Regions from separate parts of the Homo sapiens genome. Here all the other regions are linked to region 1. A link is a contact called in ENCODE Hi-C or POLR2A ChIA-PET data. All regions are on one chromosome and are shown on one strand. The core of a region is the stretch at or near the end of the contact, and the rest is flanking DNA. Distances in the headings are between cores, read along the strand shown. Region 1 holds the start of AP3B1 (adaptor related protein complex 3 subunit beta 1). Region 2 holds the start of TENT2 (terminal nucleotidyltransferase 2). Region 3 holds the start of ZBED3 (zinc finger BED-type containing 3).

Region 1 (2,916 bases), core at 235-2,734:
GATGTTCACAAACCATAAAAGTAAATTAATTTGCGAAACAGATTGATGCCGATATACAGGTTAATTCAGTCTAAACATTTTGCTAATAGTAGAGGCAACAAGCTCCGTACTTGTTCTAGAACAATGGATCATCAAATGCATATAATGAAAAATGAAATCAGTTACCTTACTTTTAAACTTTTCTAACCTTGGGAAAAAGGAAAAGATTGTATCTTACATGCTATATATATGATTTTGATCCTCAATACAGCCAAAATGTAATCCCAATTTGAAGTAGTAGCACTTTCTAGACTACCCAATATTGTTAGTAACGTTTAATTTAAATTTTAATTATACCCTCTAACAGATCTGCAAAGCTACTAGCACAGCTATTCTACCTTAATTTAGCATGAATTTAGTGACAGACTATTATGTGACCCTATTGCTTAGTAATGAAAGATTTAAAATAAGAGAAATGTAAAAATGATAATTCTGGTAAATGTAACCACTACCACCAACCCACCCCCCAAAACAAACAACTTGGGATTTCTTTCCATTTCTCGGTGATACTTTTTACAAAACTAAGTGTACCTTGTTTAACATTCGTTTTTAAAATTCACATTATTAATCTGTAAAAGTTTTGGATTTGTTCACAGTAACACTCTTTTAAAATATTTTCTATTCATATGCTTATTTTGGATTGGTGTTTTTGTCTGTAGTGCAAAGGACATAATCCAAGAACATTAATACTGGTGTAAACCAGTTTGTCCATTCAAACAGCCTAAATCCACCTCTCTGCTCCTACACTCCGGGGTCACAAAATAACTTCCCACAAGCAACACTCGCACTCTCACCTTCACCAAAACACTCCTTTCACCCTAATCAGGGAATGTATTAAAGTCTGATCCGGCGAACGGTAAATAAACTAGAAGACGATGCTCAAAATTCAGACTCCTGAGCCCAGCCCAAGTCCAATTCAATCAGTGTCTTCAGGGGTGGGATCTAAGCTCACCAAGTGGTTTCCTTTTCACTAAAGTTTGAAAACTACTAGAGACCCCTACACACATTCGCCCCAAACTCCCACAACTCCCACCACCGCCAACCAACCCCACCTACCCACCCGCGGGACACGTTACCGCCCTGCCCTGCTCAGACCTCAGGGCGACCCCGCTCCTCTCCAGGAAGCCCACCCTGGCGCCCACTCCTCCGAGTCCGCAGCTCCTCCCTCCCATCCCCGCAACCCAAACCTTTCTCCTCACTTCTTCAAATCGCTGCTAAAGAGGCCGAAGGCCCCCGAGGGGGAAATGGTTGAGGTCGCCTCCTGACCCAGCTCCGTCGCCTCCCCTCCTCCGGACTGCTCATTGTAAGGAAAACTATTGCTGGACATTGCCGCGGTGCTGGCGGGTGCGGGGTTGGTCCTGCCGGGGGTTCTCTCCAAAAGGTTCCAGTCCAGAGGGCACGGAACAAAACTAGTTCTCGTACGGAGGAGCGCGCGCAGGCGCTTCCGGACTCGTCACGGCTCCCTGAGCCGACCTGGCAGTCCACCCCCTGCGCATGCGCAGTGTGCAGGCCTGCTAGATTACCACCCGGGCCATCCAGGCCTGCGCGGACTTTCCTGCTCCGGGCTTTAGAGGTAGCTGAGCGGCTGCGAGCCGGACTGCGGAAGGGGAGGCAGCGGGTGGCTAACTGCCCGGCTCCCGGCCCGTTTGAGGTGTGTCTTTGGAGAAGGATACCCATTGCATCCGTTTTGATCCGTTAAGGAGTTTCCAGAGCCCGGACAGCTCTTTGCTATACTTCAGTAAAGCAATAGTTTTCAGATTTCTCCGGAAATGCCATTTAGCACGCCAGATCACCTTTCCTAAACCCATCACGATCGCTTTTCCTTTTCTTGCTTGTTTCGGCTACTCTCTTCCATCCGGCTTTGCCTTACTTTCATATCGGTCCCAAACAACTTTTCTCCTAGACTTTAAGGAGGCCTCTCCCAACGATGGTTTGGAGGATCCGCACAGAAGCGACCATTCCATCTTTTCAATGAAAGTCTTGGGGGCAGACCGGGCGCGGTGGCTCACGCCAGTAATTCCAGCACTTTGGGAGGCCGAGGCGGGTGGATCACTTGAGGCCAGGAGTTCGAGACCAGCCTAGGCAACATAGCGAGACCCTTTCTCTGCAAAAAATATAAAAATTAGCCGGCGTGGTGGCGCGTGTCTGTGGTCCCAGCTACTGAGGCTGAGGTGGGAGGATCACTCGAACCCAGAAGGAGGGGGTAGCGATGAGTTGAGATCTCTCCACTGCATTCCAGCCTGGGCGACAGAGCGAGACCCTGTCTCAAAAAAATGAAAAAGAAAAGAAAACATCTTGGGGCCACCAGTTCCCGTTTGGAGCTGAAGTGGTGCGTCCTATTGGCGTCTAGCTACCAAAAATAAAATGGACCACCTCGCGCGCCAGTCGTGTTACTCACTAATATGCACTAGGGAGCCTAGGCGGGATGCTTGCCTGGCCCCAGAGTAGCTCTCTCCGGGTGCTGGCACCCGAGAAAACCTCTTTCCCGGGGTGCCTTCCCCCAGCCCGCCTTCTCAGGTGGGTTTCAGCGCCTTCCCTCTCTTCTCCCCAGTGCCTCCCGTCCAAGGAAGGCATTAACACCCAAAGCCCTGGCGGCCAGGTACTGAAACTGTCAAGGGATTCTACCAGGTAGAACGCGAACCTGGAGGCCGGCCGCCCCAGGGAAGGCGGTGGGGCGTTTTCAAGGATGAGAGTATGATCTCCAAATTTCAAAAGGTCACACTGTCACTGTGGAAGCACGCAAGAGCGTGGCTCTGGGTGGGAGAGGAAGGGACGTCCTCCAAACTTGATCGTCTGGTCAAATATTGGCAGGTTTTTAATTCAGCTGTTAGAATACTCCTCCGGAGAGCCAATGATGAGCACCTAAAATGTGTTATT
Region 2 (2,916 bases), core at 109-2,608, 1.3 Mb after region 1:
AAAAAAAGAAAGCAATAGGGAAATTACAAAGTATTTTGAAATGAAGGAAAATGAAAATACAATATATCAAAATATGTGGAATGTAGCTAAAACAGTATAGAGGGACACTTATCACACCAAATGCCTGTACAAACAAGAGACATCTAAAATTAATGGTCATCAGTTTCTGAGTTAAGAAACTAGAGAAACAAAACAAGAAATTTAAAAATTAAAAAATAGCAGAGTAAAGGAAACAATAAACATAAGAGCAGAAATCAATAAAATAGAAAACAGAAAACCAGTAGAGAAAATCCAAGAAAGCAAAAACGGGCTTTGAGATTTGAGATCCGTAAACCGAGAAGCCCCTCACCAGATCGATCAGAAAAAAAGATGACACACAAATTACCAATTTCAGAACCTGAGGGGTCAGATTTTATAGACATTAAGTGGACAATAAAGGAATACAGCTAACAGATTTGCATTATTAAACAATTTAGACATTTCTACAAATTATTAAAGCTCACTCAAGAGGCGATATCAATAAATATTTGTTGAATTAGTGAATACCAGCTATTACTATGGGCAAGGCGCTAAGTCCAGGCTTTAGAGAGAAAGAAAGCATTTTTTTTTTTTTTTTTTTTTGAGACAAAGTCTTGCTCTGTCGCCCAGGCTGGAGTGCTGTGGCACGATCTCGGCTCACTGCAACCTCCGCCTCCCGGGTTCAAGCGATTCGCCAGCCTCAGCCTCTTGAGTAGCGGGGTTACAGGCGCACGCCACCAAGCTCGGCTAATTTTTGTATTTTTAGTAAAGATGGGGTTTCACCATGTTGGCCAGGCTGGTCTCGAACTCCTGACCTCGTGATCCGCCCGCCTCAGCCTCCCAAAGTGCTAGGATTACAGGGGTGAGCCACCGCGTCCGGCCAAAGAAAGCATTTTCCTTCCAAAGAAGCTCTCAGGTTACTGGAGGGGCAAAAGAACAGATAAAGTTTAATGTTGCTCCGGGGGAGAAGATTAGGGGAACACTGGTTAAAGAAAGGCTTCTCTGGGGACAAGTCACTCGGCCAACACACGAAGGACCCACAGAAAACGTCTGTTACAGCTAGAACGGCTGCACGTGAGTTCAGGCAAGGGGCCCAGAAGTGGCCCTCCGGCGACTGCCTGCTCCACCCCTCTTAGTGCAGTCCTAACCCTTTCCCAACTTGTGCTGGCAGCAGTTAAGAAACTCCTTTCAAATCCGGCTGTCTTGCGCCTGCGCATTCAAGCAAAGCGCTCATAGGCGGGGTGGGGGGGGTGGGGGGGGTTGGGGGGTGGGGGGGGTTGGGGGGTGGGAGGGAGGCGGCCACCGGAAGTGTGACCTTTCGCTCCCCGCTGCCTATTCTCATCCGGGGTCACGTCGGTCTTCCGGGTGTCTTTGACAGGGTTTTCTACGCCGCTTTTTCGGCGACTTTTTGCTCTTCCGCTTTTTGCCACCGCCCCCAACCTTCTATATCCTTGCAGCCCCTACCTTTTCTTGTGTTGCTCCTCCCCTGGCAGCCGTGAGGGGGGTTAGATCTCAGCCGGAGCCGGAGCTGGGCCTAGCTGTCCCACGGGCCACCACTACCTCCTTTGGTTCGGGAGAAAGCTACGACCAAGTACGCCCAGCTCGGGCCTTAGAACTTCTGAACGGGCAGTGCGGGTAGGCCCTGCTTAGCCCTTCCCGGAGGACACCTGTGAGTTTAGGGGGTTTCGGAGAGGAACGCAGCAGTGTAGGCCCAGGTCGGCGGCGGGGCACGGGAAACTTTTCCGAAACGGTAGCGTTTTGTTTTGCGTGGGAGGTTCCAGCAGTATCTCTTGGTTATTCCAAATTTATGGGCGGCATCTGGGCTGCTGTACATTTTGAAGAATCTTAGGACCGCTTACTTTGCTTACTCGTTTTCTATTCCTCGCGTACTGCCTCGTCCACCACTCCAGGACCAAAAGAGGAAGATAGTCTTGGGACCCTTGCATGGTGTTTCAAAGGGTGGTGAAGAACTAAGGTACGTAGCTGGATTAATTAAAAAATTTAAAAGGCATTTATCTTTTAAGCCTTAATTAAATGGCATGAAATTGCTTCAGCTTTTCACTTTATAGGAAAATGCACAGGTTAAGACTGTTGTGTGCGTTTCTTTTCTTGTTCAGCCTTTGTAGAAAAGCTCTTCGTCTCTCAAGGTGAGAACACGAAAGGCTTATATGTCTCAAAACTTATGGATTCTCTAAATTACTTGTCTTATCTCTTTCAACTCTTTGTTTAAAGTAGCAGATATTTTTCATTAGGGTGAACAGAGAAGAAACAAAGGGAAACTGTAAAACACAAGCTAAATAACACATGTGCAGTGTATGATTTTGTGAAGAAAGAGATTGTAACTGATTACTAAATCTGTGTTTTTATATTACAGGTAACATAGTAACTTTTGTAAATATCTTCATATTGTATGGTTCAGTACCACCAGGCTTCTAACACGTACTGATTAACAGCCATAAGGCTATTAATTTATACTGATTAATAGCCAGTAATAGTGACGTTACTTTGTTGGTGTGAATAGCCCTAATTATGTCTGTTCTGGAAATGTCCTGTAACAGGTTCCATGTGAAATAGGCCGTTTATGAGTTGTTTAAGAAATGCCCATTTGGAGCCATGTGACTAGATTATTTTTTTGAACACTTGGGTGTAATTTAATTCTTAACCAAAAGGAATATCCTGTTCAAAACCTGGAAGTAGTTTTCACAGTGGGTTGGCAGGATTTAGGAACTGGATTTTTCGTATTGTGGAGAAAAGTGGGTTTGAGATATCAAAGGTATTTGGACAAAATGGACAGTATCTTGGTTTAGCCAGTAAATTTCTGGTTTTCATTCTAGGTATATTCTGCTTTCTAAAGAATCCTGATGAAGGAATTATATATAACCTTGAGTGTTCTCTAAT
Region 3 (2,916 bases), core at 417-2,916, 1.2 Mb before region 1:
CCAGTGACTTTAATGAAAGCAGAGCATAATAATTAATACAAGTAATTAGAGTTGACAACTGAAGTGTCAAGAAAACCACAGTTCATCTGTTATCCGTCCATCTCTGTTGAAATATTAGTTTACTGCCATATATTAATCTATTTATAAAGAGATCCAGACAATTAGAAAAATTAGTCTGGAATCACCAGGCTGAAGGCTTAGCTGAAGTTAAAAGACAAGTAAAAATGCCTCCAAACTGTAAAACCTGAGTTGGGGAATAAATGGTAAAATGTGTAAAAATTTAGAAAAAGGTTATATGTGGACTGTAAAAAATACACTGGACTCACAGGTAATTAAGGGGTGAATCAGAGTTGTTTCCTAAATGGCATAAGCCAAACTCTTAGATATTTCTACCATTAGCTAAAAGGCAGAGAAGCACTCTCTCTCTCTATTAATGCACTTTTAAAAATGAAAATTGTGAAGTGTTCTGCCCTTAAAGTGGACCTTTATTTCAGGTCTGCATTACTTTGCTTAATAGATATGGTCCTAAAGATTAAGGTGGTGATCCATTTTATCTTGTAAAAATGCATAATTTAATCTGAGTTATAGGAATTTAAAGCTGCCCTACTTTGAAGGCCTTTGTGACTCAAAGATTTTTTTAATTTAATTTTTAAATTGAGAATTACCTGGCTTGGGCTTTTGGTCTTTTTATAATACGTATTGCTGTCTACTTTTTTTTTTATTCTTGGCTGCCTCAAGCTATTCTTGCCTCCAAAAGGTGTCAGCATATGAATAAAAACAGCAGAAAATAATTACCCTAATTAGGTCAATGTATTAAGCTGTTTCTACAACTGTTTCTCTTAAACACCTTATCTTTGTAGTCTTGGCTCATTAGAAATTCGACTAGTGGTAAGTATTTATTTTTTTCCTTCAAGGGGGTTTTTGCTTTGCTAAGCCTCGGGCATTTGGTTCGTGCAAGAAATCACAGAAACTGCTCCAGCGGACTCCGAAAGGAGCGGAAAATTCTTTTGTTTGGGGGCCATGAGGGGTGGGGGAGGGGTGGGGATTCTGGTGTAAGCTTTTGGCTTGCATTCGCTTTCTCCCTCCGAAAGTGGGCGACATCAAGCAAGTCCCAGTTACAGAAAGAACCCACTGCAGGGCGTCCAGTCACTTGCCCAGTGAAAAGACTGTAATCAGACAACTTTAATAAAGGGAGAGCAGGAGAGTGGTGACGAATTTCCACATTCCGAACAAGCTTGTCGAAAGAGGAGTGCAGGGAAGGAGCAAGAATGAGGCACTGGAAGACGGTGAGCGGGGCCTTGCCACAGAATCCCGGGCCCACCTGCTTTCTCACAGTCGCGACAGCCGGCCCGGAGAAGGGCAGCCCAGCGAAGGGCACGCCCCGCGCGGGTGCCAGGGAGGCCGGCAGGGGCGTCCGCGGTCGCTGCTCACCTGCGCTCCCCGCTGCCCGGCCCAGCCCGCCTCGCCACCGAGTCTGGAAGCCCACACTCACCCCTTTACCCGGGAAACGCGGCCGGAGCCGGCGGCGGGTCGGGAGTCCGAGATGGTAGATCCCCCTCCAGGCGCCTCGCTGACATTTTGTCCCGGACGGAAAACCTCCGCGCGTGCCCCTTAAAGACACAGCGCTGCATTCACACGTCTGCGGGGAAAGGGGGGCCGTCACGTGTGGCCTTCGCCCGAAAGCGGTAGGGGAGTCGCTCTGAAACCGCCAAGGATCGCGAGCGACAGATTTGTGTTGGCCAGGGTTTTAAGATGACGCAATAGCTGAGTGTGGTTGAAATGTAACTATTGTTTTACAACTTTGCATTAACCTTCCAAGACCTGAATTCCCGGGCCTGAGTCTCAGAGCGCGGTTTGCATCTTTGCAGGCTGTAGGCGCATGATGTCACAAGTTATTGGAAGAAATCCCTCCAACCTAGGTTGGGACAGATGAAGGCGGCGCTTATTGGTGTTCACCAAAACACCAGCATGGTGTACCAGCTTTGGCTAGATGATGCTCAGGTAACGAACAACCCCTGCAACTCAGTGGCTTAAAGGTCCATTTCTCAAGCGAATTACTGTGGCTGCAGGGAGCTTTGGCAGTACTCCACCAGTTTTCTTCACTCCAGGCTGAAAGGTCAACTTTTCTGGGCCATGCTCCCTGCTGGGCTGGTAAACCAACTTTGAGGGAGAAGGGGGAAGTCCAGATATGTAGTGTTTGCTATTTCTATGATGTAAATGCTCCCACAATGGCCGATTTCAAGCTACAAACAGTCCAACAAGTGGCTTGCCAAGTTCCTGGAAATTTAACAATTAGCTCCTGTACATGACTGGCACAAGCTGCTTTCCAAACTCACATTCCGCATGCCTCAGTTCTGCTCACTTTCTATTGGTCAAAACTTGCTGTCAGTGGGTGGGGAAGTGTACCCCTCTCTTAAGGAAGCCTTGCAAGTCTTGTGACAATGAAACAGGAGAGTTCCCTGATTTCCTCCCGGCCCCCGCCCTCCCACAGCCCTTTGCAGGACGTGCAACAGGGTTGTGGCTCGTGTGTTCGGTCTCTGCCTGCTGAAACCCCTTATGGGAGGTGGAGCATGCAGACGGACGGGTGCAGGAGCCAGGGTGCAAAAGCTGGGGCGCTGGGCTTCCAGCCCCACGGCAGTGTCCAGGGGCAGGATCCCGTGATTCCCGGAGCCCAAATGGGCGTGTGTTACAGTGTGCTCTTTTAGCCTTACCATCAGCTGACGGCTTAAGTGTTAACCAGCTCAATAGACCCTCTGCCTTTTTGCAAGCGCAGAGGGTCAGTGTGACAGTTTCTGTATCTCAGCTCTTGTCTCACCTCCCAGAAGAATCAGGTCACACATGGACTTGAAGGATGGTGAGTGCCGGGGTGGGGGCGGGGGTAGAGGAGTTGGGGGAAGGTTGGGGGTGTTTATTAGG

The links. A loop is a pair of places that touch in the nucleus more often than their neighbours do. ChIA-PET counts read pairs that join two places held with the same protein, here RNA polymerase II (POLR2A). Pooled maps may share reads with other maps.
Region 2: a map of B cell shows a loop between it and region 1 (15-fold over the local background). The contact joins the promoter of TENT2 here to the promoter of AP3B1 in region 1. A Hi-C loop is called at or near these places in 4 of 168 maps with a recorded cell type or tissue (B cell, CD4-positive, alpha-beta memory T cell, CD8-positive, alpha-beta T cell and 1 more) and 14 of 50 pooled maps. POLR2A ChIA-PET finds 5 or more read pairs at or near these places in 1 of 52 experiments (MCF 10A).
Region 3: a pooled map shows a loop between it and region 1 (7-fold over the local background). The contact joins the promoter of ZBED3 here to the promoter of AP3B1 in region 1. A Hi-C loop is called at or near these places in 1 of 37 single-sample maps with no recorded cell type and 8 of 50 pooled maps. POLR2A ChIA-PET finds 5 or more read pairs at or near these places in 1 of 52 experiments (activated T-cell).

The regions. Positions count from the first base shown.
Region 1 is chr5:78,293,214-78,296,129 of GRCh38, forward strand. AP3B1 (adaptor related protein complex 3 subunit beta 1) reads right to left here and starts at 1,485. Exons shown (of 27, transcript NM_003664.5): 1 at 1,239-1,485. The coding sequence starts at 1,366. RefSeq lists enhancers at 1,748-2,321, 2,696-2,745.
Region 2 is chr5:79,611,083-79,613,998 of GRCh38, forward strand. TENT2 (terminal nucleotidyltransferase 2) reads left to right here and starts at 1,359. Exons shown (of 15, transcript NM_001114394.3): 1 at 1,359-1,993. LOC124901014 (a long non-coding RNA gene) reads right to left here and starts at 1,255. Exons shown (of 2, transcript XR_007058840.1): 1 at 1,060-1,255; 2 at 389-938. RefSeq lists an enhancer at 964-2,163.
Region 3 is chr5:77,085,619-77,088,534 of GRCh38, forward strand. It overlaps ZBED3 (zinc finger BED-type containing 3), which reads right to left and starts at 1,667. Exons shown (of 3, transcript NM_032367.4): 1 at 1,493-1,667. It overlaps ZBED3-AS1 (ZBED3 antisense RNA 1), which reads left to right and starts at 1,097. Exons shown (of 3, transcript NR_182763.1): 1 at 1,097-2,001. It also overlaps a transcript of PDE8B not described here. RefSeq lists enhancers at 1,325-1,926, 1,927-2,529, 2,530-2,916 and a silencer at 1,339-1,508.